2 separate regions of the Homo sapiens genome follow, and region 1 is linked to region 2. A link is a loop called in an ENCODE intact Hi-C map of the cell type or tissue named here. Cell type or tissue: ovary. All regions are shown on one strand. Links, peaks and the distances in the headings refer to the core of each region. The heading gives the core; the rest is flanking DNA. Region 1 has its middle 8.4 kb from the start of DTWD2. Region 2 overlaps LOC102723444 (a long non-coding RNA gene).

The links. Hi-C counts contacts between places; a loop is a spot of excess contacts. Peaks named below come from ENCODE experiments on the same cell type or tissue, not always from the same donor. Only the 100,000 strongest peaks of a DNase experiment are listed, where the experiment ranks them.
Region 1: a loop joins it to region 2, with 7 times the contacts of the local background. A loop is called at or near these places in 35 of 110 quality-filtered maps.

Annotation. Positions count from the first base shown.
Region 1 is chr5:118,990,792-119,003,100 of GRCh38, reverse strand. It overlaps a transcript of DMXL1-DT not described here. Among named protein-coding and RNA genes, the nearest start is that of DTWD2, 8.4 kb to the right of the region's middle. In ovary, for the core only: no CTCF peak of the experiment used is centred there; no DNase peak of the experiment used is centred there.
Region 2 is chr5:119,342,130-119,354,438 of GRCh38, reverse strand. LOC102723444 (a long non-coding RNA gene) reads left to right here. Exons shown (of 5, transcript XR_007058912.1): 2 at 73-184; 3 at 3,974-4,057; 4 at 5,315-5,472; 5 at 7,995-12,309. It also overlaps a transcript of TNFAIP8 not described here. Among named protein-coding and RNA genes, the nearest start is that of TNFAIP8, 7.7 kb to the left of the region's middle. In ovary, for the core only: no CTCF peak of the experiment used is centred there; no DNase peak of the experiment used is centred there.

The DNA.
Region 1 (12,309 bases), core at 1,682-9,681, 350 kb after region 2:
GGTGAAAGGGTGAAAGGCATGAAGCTGTGAAGGAAGGCCCTGCCCTAAGAAAAACTATCTCAACCTGGAGGTTGAGAGAAAGAAGGAGACCTCTCTATCATCAACGAAGTCATTTAAGAATAACTTATATAAAAATAATCATGATAGTTGTACTTGAGGACCTTGCATTAAATATTAGCATCACTGGACTCACTACTAACTCACATTAAAAAATTAGAAATATGGCTGGGTGTGGTGGCTCATGGCTGTAATCCCAGCACTTTGGGAGGCTGAGGCAGGTGGATTACCTGAGGTCAGGAGTTCGAGACCAGCTTGGACAGCATAGTGAAACCCTGTCTCTACTAAACCCTGTCTCTACTAAAAATACAAAAATTAGCCAGCTGTGGTGGCACACGCCTGTAATCCCAGCTACTTGGGAGGCTGAGGGAGGAGAATGGCTTGAATCTGGGAGGCAGAGGTTGCAGTGAGCTGAGATCATGCCACTGCATTTCCAGCCTGGGCAACAGCAGGCTCCGTCTCAAAAAAGAAAAGAAAAAATTAGAAATACATTATTAAGGAAAGGTCAGCAAGTTAACCAAAGAAGGGAATTAATAGAAACTATCTTCCACTTATATAGCTTGGTATTAAACAGACCATTATTAGATGTTGATGTCTAGTTAACGTTCCATATTCTTCTAAAAATAGTATTTACATGGTCATTGTGTAGAATATCTGTAAGATATAAGAAAAACACACCCAGACCTTTAATCTCAGTATCTTGATAGAAATATTGATTTTTTTGGTAAATATATTTCCATTTTTTTCATATGTAGTTTGTATGAATTTGCAAGCAGGAATTCAGGCGAGCAAATTTATGGTGGGCAGAATTTTGACCCCTGTGATCTTTGTCCTCTGGTATAAAGCCTTATGAATATGTTGCTTCACGGCAAAAGGGAATTCAGTTTGATAACCATTTGATTTTAAAATAGGGAGATTATCCTGGATTATCTGGGTAGAAATGGAAGTGGAAAAGGAAGGCAGAGAGTTGGTTAGAAAGATGTAATGGAAAAAGAGGCAGGAGAGATTCAGAACATGAGAAGGACTCAACCTGCCCCTGCTGGCTTCACAGATGGAGGATGGGGGCCATAAGCCAGAGAACATGGGTTACCTCTAGAAGCTGAGACTAGCCTTTAGCTGACAGCAGGAAAATAACCACCACAATGAACTGAATTCTGCCAACACCTAGATAAGCAAGAAAACAGATTATCCTTTAGAACCTCCAAAAGAATCCAGCCTGCCAACATCTAGATTTTAGTCCTGTGGGATCCATGTCAGATTTCTGACATACAGAGCTGTAAGATAAATAATGTATGTTGGTAGGAGGGGTTGGAGAAAAAAAGTATCTGTTAAAAAGCCACTAAATTGACTACTATGCCTATGGAGTAGCCATTCTCTATTCCTTTACTTTCCTAATAAACTTGCTTCCACTTTATGAATTTGCCTCAAACTCTTCTTTGTGTGAGGTCCAAGAACATTCTCTTGGGGTTTGGATCAGGACCCCTTTCTGGTAACATCTTCCTGATGAATCCCAAAGAAGTGATACTGAGGAGACCCCGGACTCAAAGGAAACAGACTGCAGCACTGATTGGCTGACTCTGGGTAAGTGGTGCTGTACCTGGGTAAAGGATGGGATTGGGTTAGAGGCCCAGCTTAGGGGAGTTAGAGTCTCTCCTAAGACAGAGTGGGTTAAAAGCCCCTCTTAATAAAAGGCAAGGATGCTTGACCAAACTTAGGGTCAAGGCTGAACTTAGGAAGGTTAGAGTCCTCCCTAAGATTTAGGGGGTTAGAGACCACCCTCTCAGTAAAGTCCCTTTTGGTTAAAAATAGATTTGTTATTATGGGAAGTTAACCACTATTCTCTTTGGATTAATCTGCCTTGCATTCTTTGCTGAAGGCTATGGGTGACAGGGTTAGTCATGTACAGGACCGTGGGGCATGGGGAGCTTTTTCATCCCCAAAGGGGGAAACTTTAGAGCTGACGGAGCTGCTGGAAAAGATCCCTCCCCAACTGACAAGTGGCTGCCTGAACTTTTGATTCAGTGTCACTGCATTGGGTGGGTCTTTCTCTGGCCTCCCTGAGCACCTTGCCTTCCCCACCCTGCCTCAGGCAATGCTTTTCTCCCTTTCCTTTCCCTTTCTTATCTTTTCTATTACTCAGGACAAACATCTTGCCCAGAGACCACACACTGAAAAATGTCCTTGTAATCATGTGGCAGTACTTTTGCTTGCTCTCCCCTTTCCAGGGAAAAGGAATTTTAGGGTTCATGTCATAGTCAGCTCTAAAAATTGTCTTGAGCAGTTAAAACCCATTGCAAAGCACAAAATTGGATGCTTTAGGCTCCTTCTGGGAAAAAGCATCAGAAACTGCCCAATGCTGTAGCTTAGTGGCTAAGGCTTTATCTTTTCTTAATGGTGGCCCAGGTTCAGGGTTCAATTCCTTGCTTAGTGAATGAGTCCTTTCTGGTTTGTCTGTGTGACCTTCACTATTTGTTGATTCTCTTCCCCTCCACTAACTGTCTTGAATTTTCCTTTCTCTGAGCACAAAAATATTGGCTGTTTGGCCTGGCTAAAGTCATGTAATAAGAGACTTAAAAAGATTTTTTAAAGAGTACTATGGTTAAAAGTCAGCTTTTTAAAAGTGGATATTCAAGTTTTATGGGACTCCCTGGGAAAAACAGAGGAGGCACCACAGACCCTGTTTTGGGAAAAACCTCTGTTTTCCTCATGAAACCCCTGGAATTGAAAGCAGATAAATCCTTCTCAAAATCTAAAGCTCTGTTGTATTTTGCATTGCCTTATCTAATGGTTTTGACTTTTGGGGTTAGCAGAAATTACTTCACACTATGAGAGAGCTTTGGTTGTAATAACTAGATAGGAAATGTACTTCTGGGGCTGGCTAATGGAAGTTATGGGGAGATAGCTCTTTGCATGTTTGGATTAGAGAAGCATGCCTTTGGCTACCTAAAAGAAATGAAAATGTCCCTACCCGCTACTGAGAGGTAAGACTCTCATGAAAGATGGGCTAATTACAGAATGGGCTGATTGGCTTTGTATTGCTTTGCAATCAAATGCATGGCAAAATCACTGCATTGTCTTATTCCATAGCACTTCTCTTTCTTTGGGATCCAGGATCTGGTAAAAAATGAGACCCTTAATTTTGAGGGATGTTTTGCCTTTCAGCTGTGCCTGCTTATTAGGCCATAGGAACTTCATGCTTTCCTGGCCCTGTTCCTCCAAGGGCTCCACCCTGGAGTCAGTAATTAAAAAAACTGGCAAATGAAAAATCTTAAAATTACTGGATCTTCTTCTGTCTATATTTATATGTGATGTGTGTATGATTTTTATTTTATTTTATTTTTTTTAGTATTTATTGATCATTCTTGGGTGTTTCTGGGAGAGGGGGATTTGGCAGGGTCATAGGACAATAGTGGAGGGAAGGTCAACAGATAAACATGTGAACAAAGGTCTCTGGTTTTCCTAGGCAGAGGGCCCTGCTGCCTTCCTCAGTGTTTGTGTCCCTGGGTACTTGAGATTAGGGAGTGGTGATGACCCTTAACGAGTAGGCTGCCTTCAAGCATCTGTTTAACAAAGCACATCTTGCACCGCCCTTAATCCATTTAACCCTTAGTGGACACAGCACATGTTTCAGAGAGCTGGGGGTAAGGTTATAGATTAACAGCATCCCAAGGCAGAAGAATTTTTCTTAGTACAGAACAAAATGGAGTCTCCTATGTCTACTTCTTTCTACACAGACACAGTAACAATCTGATCTCTCTTTCTTTTCCCCACATTTCCCCCTTTTCTATTCGACAAAACCGCCATTGTCATCATGGCCCGTTCTCAATGAGCTGTTGGGTACACCTCCCAGATGGGGCGGCTGCTGGGCGGAGGGGCTCCTCACTTCCCAGACGGGGTGGCTGCCGGGTGGAGGGGCTCCTCACTTCTCAGACGGGGCGGCTGGTCAGAGACGCTCCTCACCTCCCAGATGGGGTGGCGGCGGGGCAGAGACACTCCTCAGTTCCCAGACAGGGTTGCGGCCGGGCAGAGACGCTCCTCACTTCCTAGACGGGATGACGGCCGGGAAGAGGCGCTCCTCACATCACAGATGATGGGCGGCCAGGCAGAGATGCTCCTCACTTCCTAGACGGGGTGGCGGCCGGGCAGAGGCTGCAATCTCGGCACTTTGGGAGGCCAAGGCAGGCGGCTGGGAGGTGGAGGTTGTAGCGAGCCGAGATCACGCCACTGCACTCCAGTCTGGGCAACATTGAGCACTGAGTGAGCGAGACTCCATCTGCAATCCCGGCACCTCGGGAGGCCGAGGCTGGCAGATCACTCGCAGTCAGGAGCTGGAGACCAGCCTGGCCAACACGGCGAAACCCCGCCTCCACCAAAAAATACGAAAACCAGTCAGGCGTGGCGGCGCGTGCCTGCAATCCCAGGCACTCGGCAGGCTGAGGCAGGAGAATCAGCCAGGGAGGTTGCAGTGAGTCGAGATGGCGGCAGTACAGTCCAGCCTCGGCTCGGCATCAGAGGGAGACCGTGCGGAGAGGGAGGCGGAGGGGGAGGGGGAGGGGGAAAGGGAAAGGGAGAGGGAGAGGGAGATTGTATGATTTTTATTTACTTAGTTTTTCTCCCCGAGATGGAGTCTTGCTGTCACCCATGCTGGAGTGCAGTGGCATGATCTTGGCTTACTGCAACCTCCACCTCCTGGGTTCAAGCAATTCTCCTGCCTCAGCCTCCTGAGTAGCTGGGATTACAAGCACCCGCCATCATACCTGGCTAATATTTGTATCTTTAGTAGAGATGGGGTTTCACCATGTTGGCCAGGCTGGTCTCGAACTCCTGACCTCATGATCCACCTGCCTCGGCCTCCCAAAGTGCTGAGATTACAGGCGTGAGCCACCGCGCCTGGCCGTGTGTGTGATGTTTACATAAGAAAGAGCTTTATTTGTTTTAAAAATAATAAACGCTTAACTCAAATATTTTGTCAGAAAAGTAAAAACTTTAATGCCTTTTAGTTCACATGACTTTAGTAATCTTGGAAATAAAAACAGCTTTACATGCAAGATGTGTAAGGAAAGCGAAATGTGTTTTTTGTAAAAGATTATAAGATGTCATGAGAATGTAGATTTTTTTGTGTGCCTAAACGGTTAAAGGATTGTTTTAAGTTAAGTAGAATAAAGCTGAAGGTTTGAGTAAGTTGTGGAAGATTTGTGAAAAATTAATCTTGTAAAAGAAATTCTATGTGTGAACATATTGGCTAAAGTTAAAAGGGTATTCATTGGAATACCCTTTGGAATATTGGAATAAAGGCATAACAGGTTTTTCTTACAGCACTAATCTGTTCTTTAACAAAAATTTGTAAAGATTTGTAAAAGGTTTATGAGAATCTTACCTTATGATCAGACATAAAAATTGGATAGATTTGTCTATAAAGTTTTATTAAAAATTGGGGTTGACATTAATAGTACACTAACGCAAAGGGTAAAATTTGGTTTTCTCTCTTGAACAAGATTTTCATGTACTATCAAAAAAAAAGAAAGATTTTTGTTTGCCTTTTAAATAAACTATAGGAAAAAGAAAGAAAAGAAAAAAAAAGACACAGATTGTTTAGAAAGCTAAGTCTTCCCTCTTAATGAATAAAGGTTTTTGCCTCTAAAAATATTTTTAAGTCATCATTTTGCCTGAATGAATAACTTATGGTGGCCTGGGATTCTATTTTATGTTATCGTGTTTTAAACCTTTGATGTCTGACAAACTTTCCAAAATCATACTCTAAATTACGTTTTTCTCTGACCTAATTAATCTTTTAGATATTAGGTCCCCTAAAGTTCAAAAGAGACATATTTGGCTTATTTGGTACAAAAATCATGTAGAGCCGGGCATGGTGGCTTACACTGGTAATCCCAGCACTTTGGGGAGCTGAGGCAGATGGATCACCTGGGATCAGCAGTTTGAGATCAGCCTGGCCAACATGGTGAAACCTTGTCTCTACTAAAAACACAAAAATTAGCTGGGCGTGGTGGTATGTGCCTGTAATACCAGCTACTTGGGAGGCTGAGGCAGGAGAATCACTTGAACCCAGGAGGCAGAGGTTGCAGTGAGCTGAGATTGCACCACTGCACTCCAGCCTGGGTGACAGAGTGAGACTCTGACTCAAAAATAGAAATAAAAATAAAAATCATACAGGAAGTGTAGTCAAATATAAAATGGTATTTGGCTTTCTTTGGGCTGTATTTGTATAAATGTAATTGGTGTGTATTCCAAAATCATGTAAACTCATAATTCTAATATGACTTAGTTTTGTTATTAATAGTTATAATTGTTATGTAAAATTGTTGTATGCCAAAGAAGTAACCAAATTTTCTTGTCAATTGTGGCTCTTAATAGTGGCTGACCTAAGACTGTCATCCACAGACAATTGTCTAATTTTGATCCTCTTCAAAAGGTGGTTTATAATCAGCTATAGGACTTTGACAGGTGCTCTTAAGTGCACATTTCTAATAACTTTGGAGATTGTAACATTACAGTAGACGAAAAAAGTTTCAGGACTCGCATGGAGAGCTGAATGTTCATGAATATCAAGCACAACAGGAGTTAATTACATAGACTGAATTAATAGAAGACTGAAGTAATCTTTTTGACTTTTTTGTTTAAAACATTGCTGATCCTTTGTTTTGTGTTTCAGAGCCAAGAAAACTTTCAAGTTACTTACAGCTTTTATCAATTGAGTAAAGTCTATTCCTGTGAACAAAATTTGGAGCATATTTATTTCTCTCTACCTGATTTCTCCAGAATTGGAAATTATTTGTGAGCATTCTCAATTTATGGCAATATAGTTATTTGCATAAGTGCAATAAGTATCTGTTTTCTTTTGTAACGGGACACAATTGGAGACACTGGTTATTTTACCAAGGTTTTGACTGGAATAGCATGCTTTCTTTTAAGGAATCAAATTTGACTTATAAATCCAATAAAAACCCCTTGGGAAACTGGCCTCACCTCATACCCTGTCTACATAGTCCCTGTATAGAGTTCCAGACCTGTGGTAAGTAAAGAATGTCAGTTTTTGACAGGCCCAGAAGCCCCAAATTATCTTGGGATCTCAAGAGAAGAGGAACTTACCCAACTCATAGGTATTTGACAGTACAACCCCATAGCTGGGCTGGGCTTTTAAAAAAGTCTTATCTAAGATTCCTTTGATGGAACAAAAGTTCCATCAAAGCTAATTAAAATAAGCCTATGCGGCAAATAATTATTCCTGCTGCACTTTATACAAATAATCAGGCTAAGTATAATAAGGCAAATTGGTTTTACCATGATTTGTATTTAGTAAAAATGGGAGATTGAAGAGAGAAAAACTATGTTTCAAGAACTATGGTACAGTTATTATTAGATTGTAACCTCATCAGTTGTTTTTGAGGATGTTTTCCCTGCAATTTAGACTGAACACTCATTCCTGTGAACCAGTCAGTGATCTCTGCCTGCTGCTCAAACAAAACAAGGGGGATGGATAATGTAAAAATATAGATCAATATTGTAATTCTGGGCATATATTGGAATCAGGTAGTGACACCATATCAGCTTGGTTTCAAATTGCCCAGTTCATGGAAAGCTTTCTTAACTAGTTTACTTGGGATAGTTTTGTTTTACTGTTGCGGAATATGTTGCTGCTGTACTCTCCGTGTAAGAATTCAGGGTAAGTTTACTCAATGTTATCTTAAATTGGACACCTATTAATCTTCCAGATATCACCTTTTGCAGAGTTATGGATGGCCCTCACCATACTGATGCTTTCTGACTAAGCTCCTCTCTACCCCAAATACAAGAGACCCTAGTAGTTAGGCAGGAATATCATCACCCCTATTCAGCCTGAAGAAGCTACAGAAGATGGATCTTTGTCCCTCTAAAACCCTTAGCATTAAGGGTTCTCGTATGAAAGGAAGGTGGGAAATATGTCAGAGGCGTTTGAACCAGAGCAATTCCATCTTGAATAGGAGCTGGGTAAAATAAGGCTGAGACTTACTGAGCTGAATTCCCAGGAGGTTAGGCATTCTAAGTCACAGGATGAGACAGGAAGTCAGCACAAGGTACAGGTCATAAAGATGTGATAAAGAAGCTGGCCAATCGCATCAAAACCAATATGGCCAAGAAAGTGACCTCTGGTCGTCCTCAGCACTCATTATATGCTAATTATAATGCATTAGTATGCTAAAAGACACTCCCATCAGCACCATGACAGTTTGCAAATGCCAAGGCAACATCAGGAAGTAATCCTGTGTGGTCTGAGAAGGGGAGGAGCCCTCAGTTCTGGAAATTGCCCACCCCTTTCCTGGAAAACTCATAAATAATCCACCCCTTGTTTAACATATAATCAAGAAATAACTATAAATATTATTGGTGCACTAAACCAGGAAGAAGCTGAATCCCTGAATAGACAAATTAACAGGCTCTGAAACTGAGGCAATAATTAATAGCCTACCAACCAAAAAAAGTCCAGGAACAGATGGATTTGCAGCCAAAGTCTACCAGAGGTACAAGGAGGAGCTGGTACCATTCCTTCTGAAACGATTCCAATTGATAGAAAAAGAGGGAATCCTCCCTAACTCATTTTATGAGGCCAGCATCATCCTGATACCAAAGCCTGGCAGAGACACAACAAAAAAAGAGAATTTTAGACCAATATCCCTGATGAACATTGATGCAAAAATCCTCAATAAAATACTGGCAAACTGAATCCAGCAGCACATCAAAAAGCTTATCCACCATGATCAAGTGGGCTTCATCCCTGGGATGCAAGGCTTGTTCAACATACGAAAATCAATAAATGTAATCCATCATATAAACAGAACCAAAGACAAAAACCACATGATTATCTCAATAGATGCAGAAAAGGCCTTTGACAAAATTCAACAGCTCTTCATGCTAAAAACTCTCAATAAACTAGGTATTGATGGGACGTATCTCAAAATAATAAGAGGTATTTATGACAAACCCACAGCCAATATCATACTGAATGGGCAAAAACTAGAAGCATTCCCTTTGAAAAACTGGCACAAGACAGGGATGCCCTCTCTCACCACTCCTATTCAACATAGTGTTGGAAGTTCTGGCCAGGGCAATTAGGCAGGAGAAAGAAATAAAGGGTATTGAATTAGGAAAAGAGGAAGTCAAATTGTCCCTGTTTGCAGATGACATGATTGTATATTTAGAAAACCCCATCATCTCAGCCCAAAATCTCCTTAAGCTGATAAGCAACTTCAGCAAAGTCTCAGGATACAAAATCAATGTGCAAAAATCACAAGCGTTCCTATACATCAATAACAGACAAACAGAGAGCCAAATCATGAGTGAACTCCCATTCACAATTGCTTCAAAGAGAATAAAATACCTAGAAATCCAACTTACAAGGGATGTGAAGGACCTCTTCAAGGAGAACTACAAACCACTGCTCAATGAAATAAAAGAGGACAAAAACAAATGGAAGAACATTCCATGTTCATGGATAGGAAGAATCAATATCGTGAAAATGGCCATACTGCCCAAGGTAATTTACAGATTCAATGCCATCCCCATCAAGCTACAAATGACTTTCTTCACAGAATTGGAAAAAACTACTTTAAAGTTCATATGGAACCAAAAAAGAGCCCACATTGCCAAGACAATCCTAAGCAAAAAGAACAAAGCTGGAGGCATCATGCTACCTGAGTTCAAACTATATTACAAAGCTACAGTAACCAAAACAGCATGGTACTGGTACCAAAACAGAGATATAGACCAATGGAACAGAACAGAGTCCTCAGAAATAATACCACACATCTACAACCATCTGACCTTTGACAAACCTGACAAAAACAAGCAATGGGGAAAGGATTCCCTATTTAATAAATGGTGCTGGGAAAACTGGCTAGCCATATGTAGAAAGCTGAAACTGGATCTCTTCCTTACACCTTATACAAAAATTAATTCAAGATGGATTAAAGACTTAAACGTTAGACCTAAAACCATAAAAACCCTAGAAGAAAACCTAGGCAATACCATTCAGGACATAGGCATGGGCAAGGACTTCATGTCTAAAACACCAAAAGCAATGGCAACAAAAGCCAAAATTGATAAATGGGATCTAATTAAACTAAAGAGCTTCTGCACAGCAAAAGGAACTACCAGCAGAGTGAACAGGCAACCTACAGAATGGGAGAAAATTTCTGCAATCTACCCATCTGATAAAGGGCTAGTATCCAGAATCTACAAAGAGCTTAAACAAATTTACAAGAAAAAAATCAAACAACCCCATCAAAAAGTGGGCAAAGGATATGAACAGACACTTCTCAAAAGAAGACATTTATGCAGCCAAAAAACACATGAAAAAATGCTCATCATCACTGGCCATCAGAGAAATGGAAATCAAAACCACAATGAGATACCATCTCACATCAGTTAGAATAGCAATCATTAAAAAGTCAGGAAACAACTGGTGCTGGAGAGGATGTGGAGAAACAGGAACACTTTTACACTGTTGGTGGGACTGTAAACTAGTTCAACCACTGTGGAAGACAGTGTGGCTATTCCTCAAGGATCTAGAACTAGAAATACCATTTCACCCAGCCATCCCATTACTGGGTATATACCCAGAGGATTATAAATCATGCTGCTATAAAGACACATGCACACATATGTTTATTGCGGCACTATTCACATTAGCAAAGACTTGGAACCAACCCAAATGCCCATCAATGATAGACTGGATTAAGAAAATGTGGCACATATACACCATGGAATACTATGCAGCCATAAAAAAGGATGAGTTCATATCCTTTGTAGGGACATGGGTGAAGCTGGAAACCATCATTCTCAACAAACTATCGCAAGGACAGAAAACCAAACACTGCATGTTCTCACTCACAGGTGGGAATTGAACAATGAGAACACTTGGACACAGGAAGGGGAACATCACACACCAGGGCCTGTTGTGGGGTGAGGGGAGCGGGGAGGGATAGCATTAGGAGATAGACCTAATGTAAATGACGAGTTGATGGGTGCAGCACACCAACATGGCACATGTATACATATGTAACAAACCTGCATGTCGTGCACATGTACCCTAGAACTTAAAGTATAATAATAATTAAAAAAAAAAAAAGTATCCTTGATGAAGTAGCCTAAGCTGCTGCTCTGCCTGTGGAGTAGCCATTTGTTATTCTTTTGCTTGCCTAATAAACTTGGTTTTCACTTAAAAGAAAAATAAGTGGCCAGGCGCGGTGGCTCAGTCCTGTAATCCCAGCACTTTGGGAGGCCGAGGCGGGTGGATCACCTGAGGTCCGGAGTTCAAGACCAGCCTGATCAACACAGTAAAACCCTGTCTCTACTAAAAATACAGAACTGGGCCGGGCGCGGTGGCTCACGCCTGTAATCCCAGCACTTTGGGAGGCCGAGGCGGGTGGATCATGAGGTCAGGAGATCGAGACCATCCTGGCTAACAAGGTGAAACCCCGTCTCTACTAAAAATACAAAAAATTAGCCGGGCGCGGTGGCGGGCGCCTGTAGTCCCAGCTACTCGGGAGGCTGAGGCAGGAGAATGGCGTGAACCCGGGAAGCGGAGCTTGCAGTGAGCCGAGATTGCGCCACTGCAGTCCGCAGTCCGACCTGGGCAACAGAGCGAGACTCCGTCTCAAAAAAAAAAAAAAAAAAAAAAAAAAAAGAACTGGCCTGACATGGTGGCACGCAGCCTGTAGTCCCAGCTACTCGGGAGGCTGAGGCAGAATTGCTTGAACCCGGGAGGCGGAGGTCGCAGTGAGCCCAGATCACGCCACTACTCTCCAGCCTGGGCGGCAGAGCGAGACTCCATCTCAAAAAAAAAAAAAAAAACAAAGGAAAAAGCCACTAAATTTGTGGTTATTAGTTCCACAGTGATAGAAAATGAATATAGCAAAAAATACCATGTTTTTATTTCATTTAAATCAAATCTTATACAATGCTGAATCCTCATACTGCAGGCCTGGCAGGATATTCAATCCCTTACATTACTGAGGCCCTTTCCTCTACCAGTAACAGGATCTCCTTTTCCCACAACACCAGGCGTGGACCTAAGATTGTCCTCAGTCTTTACTACCCAAACTCCTCTGAGGCAAAGGAGCATAAAAGTCTGGTTTTCTACCTGAAGTTGGGAGATAAACAAAACATACATTAACACCTCAATACATTATCTTGACACTAGTAAGTTGTCTGTATCCCATAAAGGATATTTTACTTCCCTTTCTGGTGTCTTGGCAC
Region 2 (12,309 bases), core at 2,682-10,681:
AAATCACATCCTACTGCTGAGAGATTCTAACCTGCCTAAGATTCTAACATGTTATCTCAATTTCACTGAAAGAGCAGGATGAAGGGAGGAAGATATAGCCAGCCAGAGAAGGGAGAAGAGGAGAAACATCTGGAAAATATCAGTGTTGCAGAGCCTCCCGGAAACTGACCTCGCCACCGAAAGGGTAACAGACTGCACCCTTCCGAAAGTCACAGTTAACTTCATGGTCCCCTCTGCCACACATCCTGAGTCAGGAGCTGCTGATATGTATACCTTGCACTCAGTAATCTCAGACTTATGGGGAGATACACTGAGATGAGGATGATTCTGAACCCAAAGAAATGCTCCCTCACCAGTCACAAGTGGCTTTTCCTGTCCTGCCCAAGTCAACATTCTGCCCCTCTCTCCCTATACCATCTATCCTTGCCCTTCCTCACTGCAACCCAGATGTCCACAGATAGTCCACAAGAGATCTTAAGGGATCTCACCAGGGCCGTGTGCTACACAAGAGAGCTTCCACTGATCTATAATTGGGGTAAAGCAACACCTTTTCAAGGTGATGATTATGCAAATCCAGACAACCCAAATTTCAGGCCCAATCTGCCTACAGCAGAATTACTTTCACTCTCTTCTTTTAGAAAGTACCCTTACAAGAAATATTTATTAAATGTCATTTTGCAAGTCCAACTGGGGACAAACCACATAAGATATGTTAAAATACATGTCCTTTAATGTGCTACTTGTTTTACAACTGCTGAATGAATAGTTCAAGCGCTCCGTCAGCCTTATAATTCATTTTAGATTCATGTTAGCTTCGTTGATCTTTGAACATTCACCATCGGCCTCAGGAAGCCTGGAGAGAAACTTCTTTTGTATTTAAATGCAAGCAAGCAGTCACCTTGGGGAAGAATGCTCTGTTTTAGCTCAAGAGCAATGAATGCTCAGCTTATTTTAAAAGGCTTTATGTGAATAAGTACATTCCTCAGTCTCCCGTATAACCTCAAAGCCATCTGCTCTGGGCAGGCTGCATTGCCCCATACCCCTACCCTGCAACATGGTGACAAAGGGCAGCTGATTCTCTAGGGCTCCCCTTGGCCTTCTGCTGCTCTCAGATATGTACTAGGTCATTTTGATTTTGCTGTGCTTTTATTCAAAAGGGGATAATTTACTTCTTAGCCCCAGTGAATAATGGTCCAGTACATCATAATGATTTGTTATCTCCTGTAGGTGGGACTTGTTGATTCTTGTATGTTTAAGAAACACCCCAAACATCCTTCACATGGCAACATGTATGGAAGTCATACCAACAAACTATTACCGCCCGCCTGATACAAAATTGCAACTAAGTTAGCAACACTTCTCATTTAATAACAAACTGTACTTAAATTTAAATACTATGTTGAACTCCTGCAAGTGTCTAATAATGGAACTCCCACCTTTTGTGTCAAGATGGAAGAATGAAAATGGTAGCTAAGATTCTGAAGGTTTATTCATTCATTGAGGTATAATCAAATATTTGTGTGTGTCATATGTAAATTGACCCTACTCACCTGGGGCTTATTGACATAATTTTGTTAATTTGACCACAGACCTAAAGAACTCAACTTTCCAAGTCACCTTGGTTCTAAGGAAGGTTTATTAACACCAACTCTCGACTGAACTTTATCACAGGGCAGCAGAAAAATCTCTTTCCAAATTATGCCTTAAATAAAGCTGTTCAAAGAGTTTTTTTTAAAGGCCTGACTTTTAGGCCTTTTGCTCACAGCTCCCCAGATGTCTGTTAAGAAAAGGGGAGATCAGTGAGTTTTCAGACTCACACAAATTAGAAGGCCAGCCGGCAGAACTGGGAAGACAAGGTACCTTTTAATTAGGAGGTATCAAATATTCCACTCACATTCAAGAATGTTATATGTTCTCTGCAGTGAAAAATATGAAGCACCTCTGTAAACTAGTTATGGACCTATAGCCTCTAGTTCGCAAAAACTTCAGGTCACCAAAAATGGTCATTTTTTTTTCTAACCTGCTGAGGCTGAATCTGCTTCCTTCAATTTCACTTTGAGACCTTCTTCAACTTCTCTTGTATCATTTTTGTCTACACCCTTGAAAGCCTTCGAAGGCTTCCGTGATCTATATAAAAAGTTGGCTGTCACTCCTGTTTCCCCATATGCGGGAGAGATCTGTGTCTTGGTCTCACCTGGTTAGGCCTGTAGGCTTTGAGTTCTTCCTATTATCCTCAGACACATTTACATTTACCCTTCCATAACACAAGTAAGCCTAAGTGGGTATCTCTCCATGGCCTCTCCCTGGCCCAGGTTATTTGGCTCTCTTAGCCTTAAGAAAATGGTATTTATGGCCGGGCACAGTGGCTCACCCCTGTAATCCCAGCACTTTGGGAGGCCGAGGCAGGTGGATCACAAGGTCAGGAGTTCGAGACCAGCCTGGCCAAGACAGTGAAATCTCATCTCTACTAAAAATACAAAAATTAACTGAGCACAGTGGCAGGCTCCTGTAATCCCAGCTACTTGTGAGGCTGAGGCAGAAGAATCGCTTGAACCCAGGAGGTGGAGGTTGCAGCAAGCTGAGATCGTGCCACTGCACTCTAGCCTGGGCAACAGAGTGAGACACCATCTCAAAAAAAAAAAGAAAAAAAGAAAAAGAAAAGAAAGAAAAGAAAAAGAAAAAAGAAAATTGTATATACTAGAATTGAAAAAGGGAATGCTAAAATGACAGTGGAGTCATTTATACACTTTTGCAGAAGATCAAGCTCTGTGCCTCAAGTAGCCTTAAGTGCTGAGTACAGATGCTCCTCAACTTAGCGATGGGGCTACATCAGGATAAAACCATCATAAGCTGAAAATATATTTAATACACCTAACATACTCAACACCATAGCTTAGCCTAGCCCACCTAAAATGTGTTCGGAACACTTACATTAGCCTACAGTTAGGCTAAATTATCTAGTACAAAGCCTATTTTATAATAAAATGTTGACTATCTCAGGTAACTTTTTAACACTGCACTGAAAGCAAAAAAAGCAGAATGGTTGTATGGGTGTTCAAAGTATAGTTTCTACTGAATGTGTATCACTTTTAGTACAATACAAATAGAGTAAGGCTGGGCACACTGGCTCATGAATTTAATCCCAGCACTTTGGGAGGCTGAGGTGCAAGGATTGTTTGTGGCCAGAAGTTTGAGACCAGCTTGGACAACATAGAGAGACCCTAACTCTACAAAAAAATTTTTAAAAGGTTAACCGAGTATGGTGGTGCATGCCTGTAGTCCTAGCCACTTGGGAGACTGAGGCAGGAGGATCACTCTTGCCCAGGAGTTCAAGGCTACAGTGAGCTATGATCATACACTGAATTCCAGCCTGGGCAACAGAGTGAGACCCCTCTCTCTCTCTACACACACACACACACACACACACACACACACACACAGAGTGAGACCCCTCTCTCTACACACACACACACACACACACACACAAATACACATAGAGTTAAAAAATTGTAAGTCAGGGACCATCTGCACTGGGATAAGACTGGGGAGGCTGATGTGGGCTGGGGCAGAACCATGTGAGAGGAAGATGCTGAGGATGAGTGTGGAGATGAGGGAAGGAGAAAGCCACTGGTGGCCAGTCCTGGGAGTTTGAAGTTATGGGTAATCCCTCTCCTCAGTCTGCCCAGTGACTTCTCCCATAAATTCTACACATTCACTAATGCTCTGGATGTGAGTGCCTAATTCTGAGAGAATGGGAAGAATTGCTGACATCGGAGATGAGCACACACAGAGAGACAATAATACATCTGGGATGTGCTTGTTTCCTAGGCTTTCTAGGTGTATTTCTCTTCTAAGAAATCTTCCTTGTTAAAAAGCTTTTAGCAGATGATAAAACACAAGCATACTCTCCAAATCAGGTCAGAAAATATTATCTGAACAATTTATGACCCACGGTCCTTCTTTTATAACACAGTCATTTCTCAGCATCTGTGGGAGATTGGTTCCAAGACCCTTGAGGATACCAAAATCCGAAGATGCTCAAGTCTCATATAAAATGGTGAAGTATTTGCATATAACTTACATATATCATCCCATATGCTTTAAATTATCTCTAGATTGCTTATAATTCCTAATACAATGGCTACATAGCACTTCATTCACGTAAATTCAACATAGTAGCGGCACATTCAAGTTTGGCTTTTTGGAACTTAGTGGAATTTTTTTTCCCTCAGAATATTATTGATCTGCTGTTGATTGAATCCACAGATGCCAAATCCATGAATATGGAACGCACAGATATGGAGGGCTGGATGTACTTAGCAGTAATGTCTTGTATTAGGTTTTATTTAGACTCCCAAATTAGCCCCCTTGGGTCATCATACTCATTTTACAGATATGTAATTAAAGAAATGGAGGTTACATGATTTGCTCAAGGTCACAAAACTAAGTAATAATGTTCTTTAGACCACAATGAATGCAATCTAAGCCTCCTGTCTCCTATATCCAGACTTTCTCACTGTATTAAACTGTTCCTATAAAATCCAAGTCCCTTATTTTGCAGAGGAGTAACTCAAAGATTGCTAATATTGGGAGGTCCCCATAGAGTTTATGGCTGGCCATGGTTCTAGCATTGAACCATCGTCAAATCTCTCTGTTCAAATGACTTGATCACAGCTTTAAACTGAAGCCATTCAATTCCTGATATTCAATGCTTTAAATATGCTATAAATTCAATAGCTTCTATTTATTCAGCTGCCTGAAACTATGAATCTTTTTTTTAAATCAAAAGTTCAGTAAGGACCTTAATTAAAAGTTCAGTAAGCCTCATCGGATATGGGCTGCCAGGAGCAAGGAAAAGAACACCAGACTCAATTTGGGAGACCTGGCCCTGATTACTGACACCCGCATCAGCGGAGCAAGCACTGGCTGTGCCTCATTTGCATTAAGATGGGTTTTCTTCCTATTCATTATTTCTTCATTTTTCCTCTAAAAATAGGCAAAGTCATTTAACCTCTCTGTGCTTTTGTTTGCACATCTGTACAATAAGAATGAAGTCACTTATTTAACAGGGTTGTTATAATGATGAAATGAGTAAAGAACATGATGGAACACTGAAAATCATGAGGTTCCCCTCTTCACTTTTCCAAATATAATCATGATTAAGGCCAGATTGTCCCAGATTGTTTAAGAGTGTCTATATGGAGGCCCTAAATGCTGGCTCTGTAAATATTCCAGATAGGTGTGGCAATTTAATGTGTGTGGTCTAGCAATGGAAAAGGAAAACAAAAGGGCTGAATTTCTTTCCTGTGCTCAGGTGAATGGGGTCAAAATGGAAACAGCATGAGAGGGGCCACAGAAGGGATTCACCAGGAAGAAGAGGAAAGGTGGGGCTGAGGTGGCCAGGACAGCACGACATCACATCTGACCAAGGCATCCTCAGCCTTCCTTCAGAAAAGCAGCAGAAGGAAAAAGGTATCAAAAATCACAGTGTGGAACTCAGGCTTGAAAGAAACCTTAGATGTTGTCTATTCTTTTTTTTTTTTTTTTTTTTTTTTTTTGAGATGGAGTTTTGCTTTGGTTGCCTAGTCTAGAGTGCAGTGGTGCAATCTCAGCTCACTGCAACGTCTGCCTCCCAGGTTCAAGCAATTCTCCTGCCTCAATCTCCCGAGTAGCTGAGATTACAGGCATGTGCCACCCTGCCTGGCTAATTTTGTATTTTTAGTAGAGACAAGGTTTCACCATGTTGGCCAGGCTGGTCTTGAACTCCTGACCTCAGGTGATCCACCCACCTCAGCCTCCCAAAGTGCTGGGATTACAAGCGTGAGACTCCGTGCCCAGCCAGAGATTGTTTAATCCTCTACCTGGCTGGTGAAGCAATCTCCTATCACATCACCGGCAACAGACATTCATCCAGAATTGCCTTGACAAACTTTATTACCAGAGACAGCCTCCTTGAAAAAACAACTCCATTTCCATCCTAACCGTTAGAAAGTTCCTGTGTATACTAAACTAAAATTCAAGTCTAAGGGCAGTAATTGTCAAATTATTTCCACTCTAACCACTGCCTTTACTCCTTATGGCAAGGAAATAATTTTGTGATGAGATAAACATAGGTTTTAAACTAAATTTTATTTTCAACAACCTAGTGGAGACCCCTCACATTGCCTGGCTGATGTAGCTGAATTCAGTGTGAGACAGTTATGCAACTTTCCAGTGCTTACCACACATCTGCTATTGATTATCGTGAGCATTCAGAAGCAAGCAGCTCTGCTCAAGACACCCAGTGATAATCTTTCTCCTCAGTGTGCTCACTCCAAGGGGGCAGAAAACAATGCCAAGACAGGTTGAGTAAGGGGCCCTACTTGACTGTATTTGAGCAGTTAAGAGCTTTATTCAAGTTTCTGAACAAAATTTGAAATGTGAAATGCACAAAGAAGACAAATGTAGTACTCCATTTGTGGAATCTGGACCACAGACTCCTGGTCTGAGATCTATTTGAAAGTCTAACCCACTTCTAGTTGCCATAATTTGATTTTGGCATTGAGTTTCTGACATGGGTAGAATCTATTAACAATTGTGCCAACTGATGACTGCTTAGGAGACAGAAAAGGCTGACATAGGCTTGCAGTTGCGAGTAGCCAAGGCTGACACTCAACAGAAAAACTCAGCAGGTGGTGAAAATGTGAACTGAAGCAGAACTTACCCAAACAGGGCTTCAGGAAAAATGGGAGGTTATTTTTGCAGGTAGCAGTGAAAGGCATGCATCAGAAGTTTTTCCTCTTGAATAGGTCAGGTTACAAAATTTAAGTTACTCAGCCTCTCCTTAAAGAAGAGCTGCAGAAATATATACTAGTTATGATTCACAAAGTTGTAGGCATCATGAAAATGAATGCATTTTCTGAGAAACTGCTCACCTGAACAATGTGCTAGCCTACCTAAAAAAGATGATATTAAGTCCATAAATTTCCTAGTACAAACAGGAGATCTAAAATTCACCAACCTTTTCAATCTGAAGTCTGTTTCAACAGACATTTTACTACTGAACTTAGCAAAGCCCCATCATATGCCATTTAATTTTCTCAATTTCAGTGATATATAATCAGCCCATATCAGATAGAAAGAAATGATCTAAATGGGTACATTGGCTACCATTCCCCCTAATGATTTTATGCTGCAGAGTAAGCATGAGAAGGAGCTGGGAATTTGCTGTTCCCTCTTCTCCCTCTAGTCTCTGCATGGACTTTTACACTGTGAGCATCTCACACACTGATAATGAATGTTGTGTTTAAGGCAAGGTATTGTTTCTTAGCAAAATGCCTCAAAGACAAGCTAACTCTAGTATCTGGTCTTAAAGAAATAGCAACCTGTTTCAATGCTAAGGAAACAGTGGCAGTAAGTCTTATACTTAATAGGAGATGGTATATCAGCCTCCAACCTGGTAACTTCCTAAGAGGATTTTTAAAATAATACTGACCCCATACAATTTTCACTTTACACATTACTCGTAGTCTTAACCAAATTGGCATCTTACAATCTCATATGTTACAGTGATGCGGTCAAGAGTTGCTGAAAAAGACATGATTTTAGTTCTGAGGTCCCCAAATTATGTGCCAGTGTACCTCAGGGCACTACAGCAAATTCACAGAGGTGTGCAGGATATTTTGTCTTTGAGGGAAACAAAGCAATACACAACATTTCTCAGATGCTTGCATGAATGACTATTTCAAGCGAATTCACAGTTTAACATATTGTGTTATTTTCCTTTTGATGATGTCATTTCTTTGCAAAGCTAGGTTGTTGGTGGTTGCTGTGATAAAAGGCAAGTATTAGTTGAAATGTGATGTGGAACAGGAAATTAGGGTATTGGGATTCAACCCAATTTCTAAGTTTGAGGAACTGCAATAAGTTTACTGCCTCACAGCTCGAAATTCACCCTTCATTACTCACTATGTGAAGACACAGAAGGGACCTTTACATATTTTTTCTTTTGTTAGCTGGTACCATTCTAAGCTTCATCAGTGGAGAGTACTGTAGAGACATTACAGAAAGAAGCAGTTTTCCTTCCTGGTTCCGGTACACTCTTTCTGCAGGCTGCTGCAAACACGCATGGCTCCTAGAGTATCCACACCTTCTTCAGCAACTGGCTCCTGCTGAACATGATGGTCAGCACCTCCCAGCCTCCAGCAGCTTCCACTGGCATCCCTCTCGGTTGATTTTGCAGCAGAATGCATCCAGTGAAAGACCTCCACATGAATAGCTTTCCTTAGCATCTTAGAGGGTAGATTTCTAGCAAGTTCTGCCAGCATAGCACCCCAGTGACTTCTCTGCCAGCCCAGGAGCCACAGCAGGCCATGACCTCTCCAGCAAGGTCTGGAGCAGAGAGAAGCATGTGTTTGGGTGCTCTATCAGACCCACGGCCCACGGGTAGGGGCTGCTCCTTATATCTGCTATTCCTCTGTTATTTAAAGTTCTCTTTACTTCCTGTTAGCTAGTCCCCATTATAGTGAACTACTTCTCTTTTTCTTAACAGTTTTCTTTTGTATTTTTTAAAAATTGTGGCAAAATACATATAGTATAAAATTTACCATCTTAATAATTTTAAATATACAGTTCAGGAGAATTAAGTACATTCACATTGTTGTACAATCATCACCACTATCCATCTCTAGAACTTTTTTCATCTTGCAAAACTGAAACTCTGTACCCACTGAAGACTAATTCGCCATTCTCTGCTCCTGTCAGCCCCTGGCAACCACCATTCTACTTTTTGTCTCTATAAATTTGACTACTCCAGGTAACTTACATTCAGTGGAATTAAAGAGTATTTGTCTTTTTGTGATGGCTTATCTCACTTAACATCCTCAAGATTCATCCACATGGTAGCAGGTCAGACTTTCCTTCCTTTCTTCCTTTTTAAGGCTGGGTGATATTCCATTGTATGTGTATATCACATTTTGTTTATACATCCTTCTGTAGATGGATACCTGGATTGCTACCACCTTTTGGGTTTTGGTTTACAAATATCTCTTTGAGATGCCTTTTCAATTCTTTTGAGTATATACCCAGAAGTAAAATTGCTAAATCATATGGTAATTCTATTTTTCATTTTTAAAGGAACTGTCATATTGTTTTCCTAGCTAATACTTGTTTATTTTAAACTTTCCTTTAAATTACTGTGTACTTTATATTCTCATTAGACCCTGACCAATATATGCAATGCCCAACAGGTACATACATTCCATTAAGAAATGAAGAGTAACGTAAAAACATTATTTTTAAATATTTCAATATATATGTATTATTTTGTACAACTACAAAGTTATCAATACAGAAATACTAAGTTGTTTGGAACTAAGTACTTAACAAATGAAACTGCTAAGTATTTCTTTTGTCCTAGAAATGGCATGAAAAAAATTACTGAGACCACTAAGGGTGCATGAGCCAAGAACATTTGGAAGGCTCTGCTCTAGCCTACATGTTTCCAGCTGCCATTAGGACCTGTCTGCTTGAATGGTTCCTTAGGCTCGCCCTATCTAGGGGTATCCCTGAAGGCACAGATGGAGCCTTAATATTAACCGTACTTAATATTATATTTCTTTATAAATTTTTCTCACTTAGGCACTGGGGGCTACAAACCTTACAATTATCTTTGACTTATGCTGCTCTGTCTCCCCTTATTTCTAATCTCACATCAAAATGTTTCCTGGATTGGCCTTTTTTTCTCTCCATTCCTGCAGCAGTCAGTAAAGCCATCATCTCTAGTTAGCGTTGCCTAACAGATTTTAAGCTAGTTTCCCTTAAACAAGACAGTGGGTTGAAAATTCAAATGCTCACTGAGGCTAGAAATATGTTAATTCATACCTGCCACACAAGAATTGGCTGCCTCAGTCCTTGCACCCATGAAGGCAACACCAATAGGACAGGCTGTGGGTGAGGCCCCATTCCCAGGATGCCAGCTATTACAGTGTGGATGTTTGTCCCTTCCAAGCCTCATGTTGAAATGTGATGGAGGTGGGGCCTGATAGGAGGTGTTTGGGTCATGGAGGTGGATCCTTAATGAATGGCTTGGTGCCCTCCCCATGGTAACGAGTGAGTCCTTGCTCTATGAGTTCATGCGAGAGCTGGTTCTTTAAAAGAGCCTGGTACCTCCTCCCCTCTCTCTTGCTCCCTCTCTGTGTGACACATCTGCTCCTTCTTCACCTCTGCCATGAGGAAAAACTTCCTGAAGCCTCAACAGAAACTGAGCAGATGCTGGTGCCATGCTTGCATAGCCTGCAGAATCAGGAGCCAAATAAACCTCTTTTCTTTATAAATTACTCAGGTTCTTCTTTTTGGCAATGCAAAACAGACTAATACACCAGCTGAAGTACCAACTTCTCACTCTCAAAGAAAGCAATGGCAATGCAAGTGAGTGTGAATGATGCTACTTGAGGCAAAATCATGAATGTGCGCCCACACACACATAGATATGAGTGGTTTGAAAAGGAATCATTCAGAAATTTTTGACACTTGTTTTCATTAACTGGAAATTACTTGAGACAAACCTTATGATGAATCATGACACCCTGTGTGGTCACACAGCGGGGGCAGCTGCTGCTGGTCTATTTTTTCAGCTGTTATATCCGCTTTTTACCCTACCCAAAGCCATACTCAGGTCCCAACTCCTCTTAAAAGCCTACTGAAGCCCACAGTGGACCTATACTTCTACAGTGAACTTGTGCTATACTTAAAGTTGATAATCTTGATGTTAGTTGTCTTTGAGGCAGCTCCATAAGCTATTTAAAACACAAGATTATACCTTGCATTTGTTTGTTCTCCTTTCTAGAGCATACAATGCATGCTGGACACTTTCAAAGCACTATATAACTAATAAAATAATCATTTAATAATTTCATAATACTGAATTATGATAGCATATAAGAATAATCTTAATCTCCTCTTCCCCAAAAAGTACCTTACAAGAAACTATGTACATAAATATCTGCTATCTTCAAAGAAAGAAAACAAGACAAGAAAATCTGCATGGCATCTGCAGAACCGAGGTTAGTAATTTTCGACAATCTATAAAACTATCAAGTTTACAAAAGTTCTGTCAGAAAAGGAGCCAAGAAAAAAATAAATCTGACAGCTGCAAACCTTCTGTTTTACAACATGCACAGAATGGACGCACTTCCTTCGACATCCTTATAAACAGAGTGCCGAGCAAATGCAAACATCCCCGGTAGAAGTCCAGTGGACTCCAGACTTAATTAATGGATTGTGCTTATCTTTACAGAGGCAACCTTACTAGCCACCTATCAACCCCACCACAATTGCTTTAGGAACTATTAATAAGATGGATTGAACAAAATTCCATTTCAGTTGATGGCATTTCCAGGGCAAGCAAGACACCAGCAGCGGCTGCCCACTGTAGAACAGCAGCAATCTCACCATCCTCGGATTGGAAACTTTGTTTCCTTTAAGTTAAGAACTAACATCCGGCACTGGACCACCTGAATATTTAGACTAATAAATCCCAGATGGGAATTCCAGACACCTCTTTGCTAAAGACATGCAGGCGATAAACATTCTATTAAGCAAGTCTCCTAGGAGTGAGCTTCCCTTCAGAGACTGAAAAAAGTAACGCCAGCCAAAGAAGAGGAAGAGAGGGAGAAAAGAAAGAAAAATGCCCCCAGGTAGAGAATAACCAGTCAGAAGTGAAGGCTGAAGACCAATGGCTATGATGGTTGGGTGACCAATGGAGATTCTTTGAGAAAGATAACTTAGTAACATGACTAGAGATAGCAGCCAAATTGCAAGAGGTTGCAGAATGATCTGGTGTTGAGAAAGCAGAGACAGCACTGGTGGACTATTCATTCAAGAAATTTTCCTGAAGGGAGTAAGTTGAGAGAGTACCCTGAGGAGAAAGCATTATCAAAAAAAAACCCTGCAAATTTAGCACAGCTTTAAGTGGCTTTGAGGAAGGAATATGACATTCCCATAACTCTCCCATTGGCCAACACCAAATACGGGGAAGCAGGGTGACACCCAGCTCTTACAAAAACACATTTGCAAGAATTTTCGTGGACTCTGACATGGGTCTGAATAATGCAAATTTAAAAAGATAAAGTCAAAACCTTCTTCATGTTCAGTGGCTGGTGCTGGTTCCGCAGCTCTAACCTAAAGGGGACAACACAAGGTGCTATCTCTGAGAGGCTACCAAGCCCCAGATTATGCTCTTAGCAGTACAGGAAATACTATCATTAGAAGGGTGATACCTTGGGTTAAACTCTGATTTTCTGTTCTACCATCAGGTTCTTTTAAAAACAC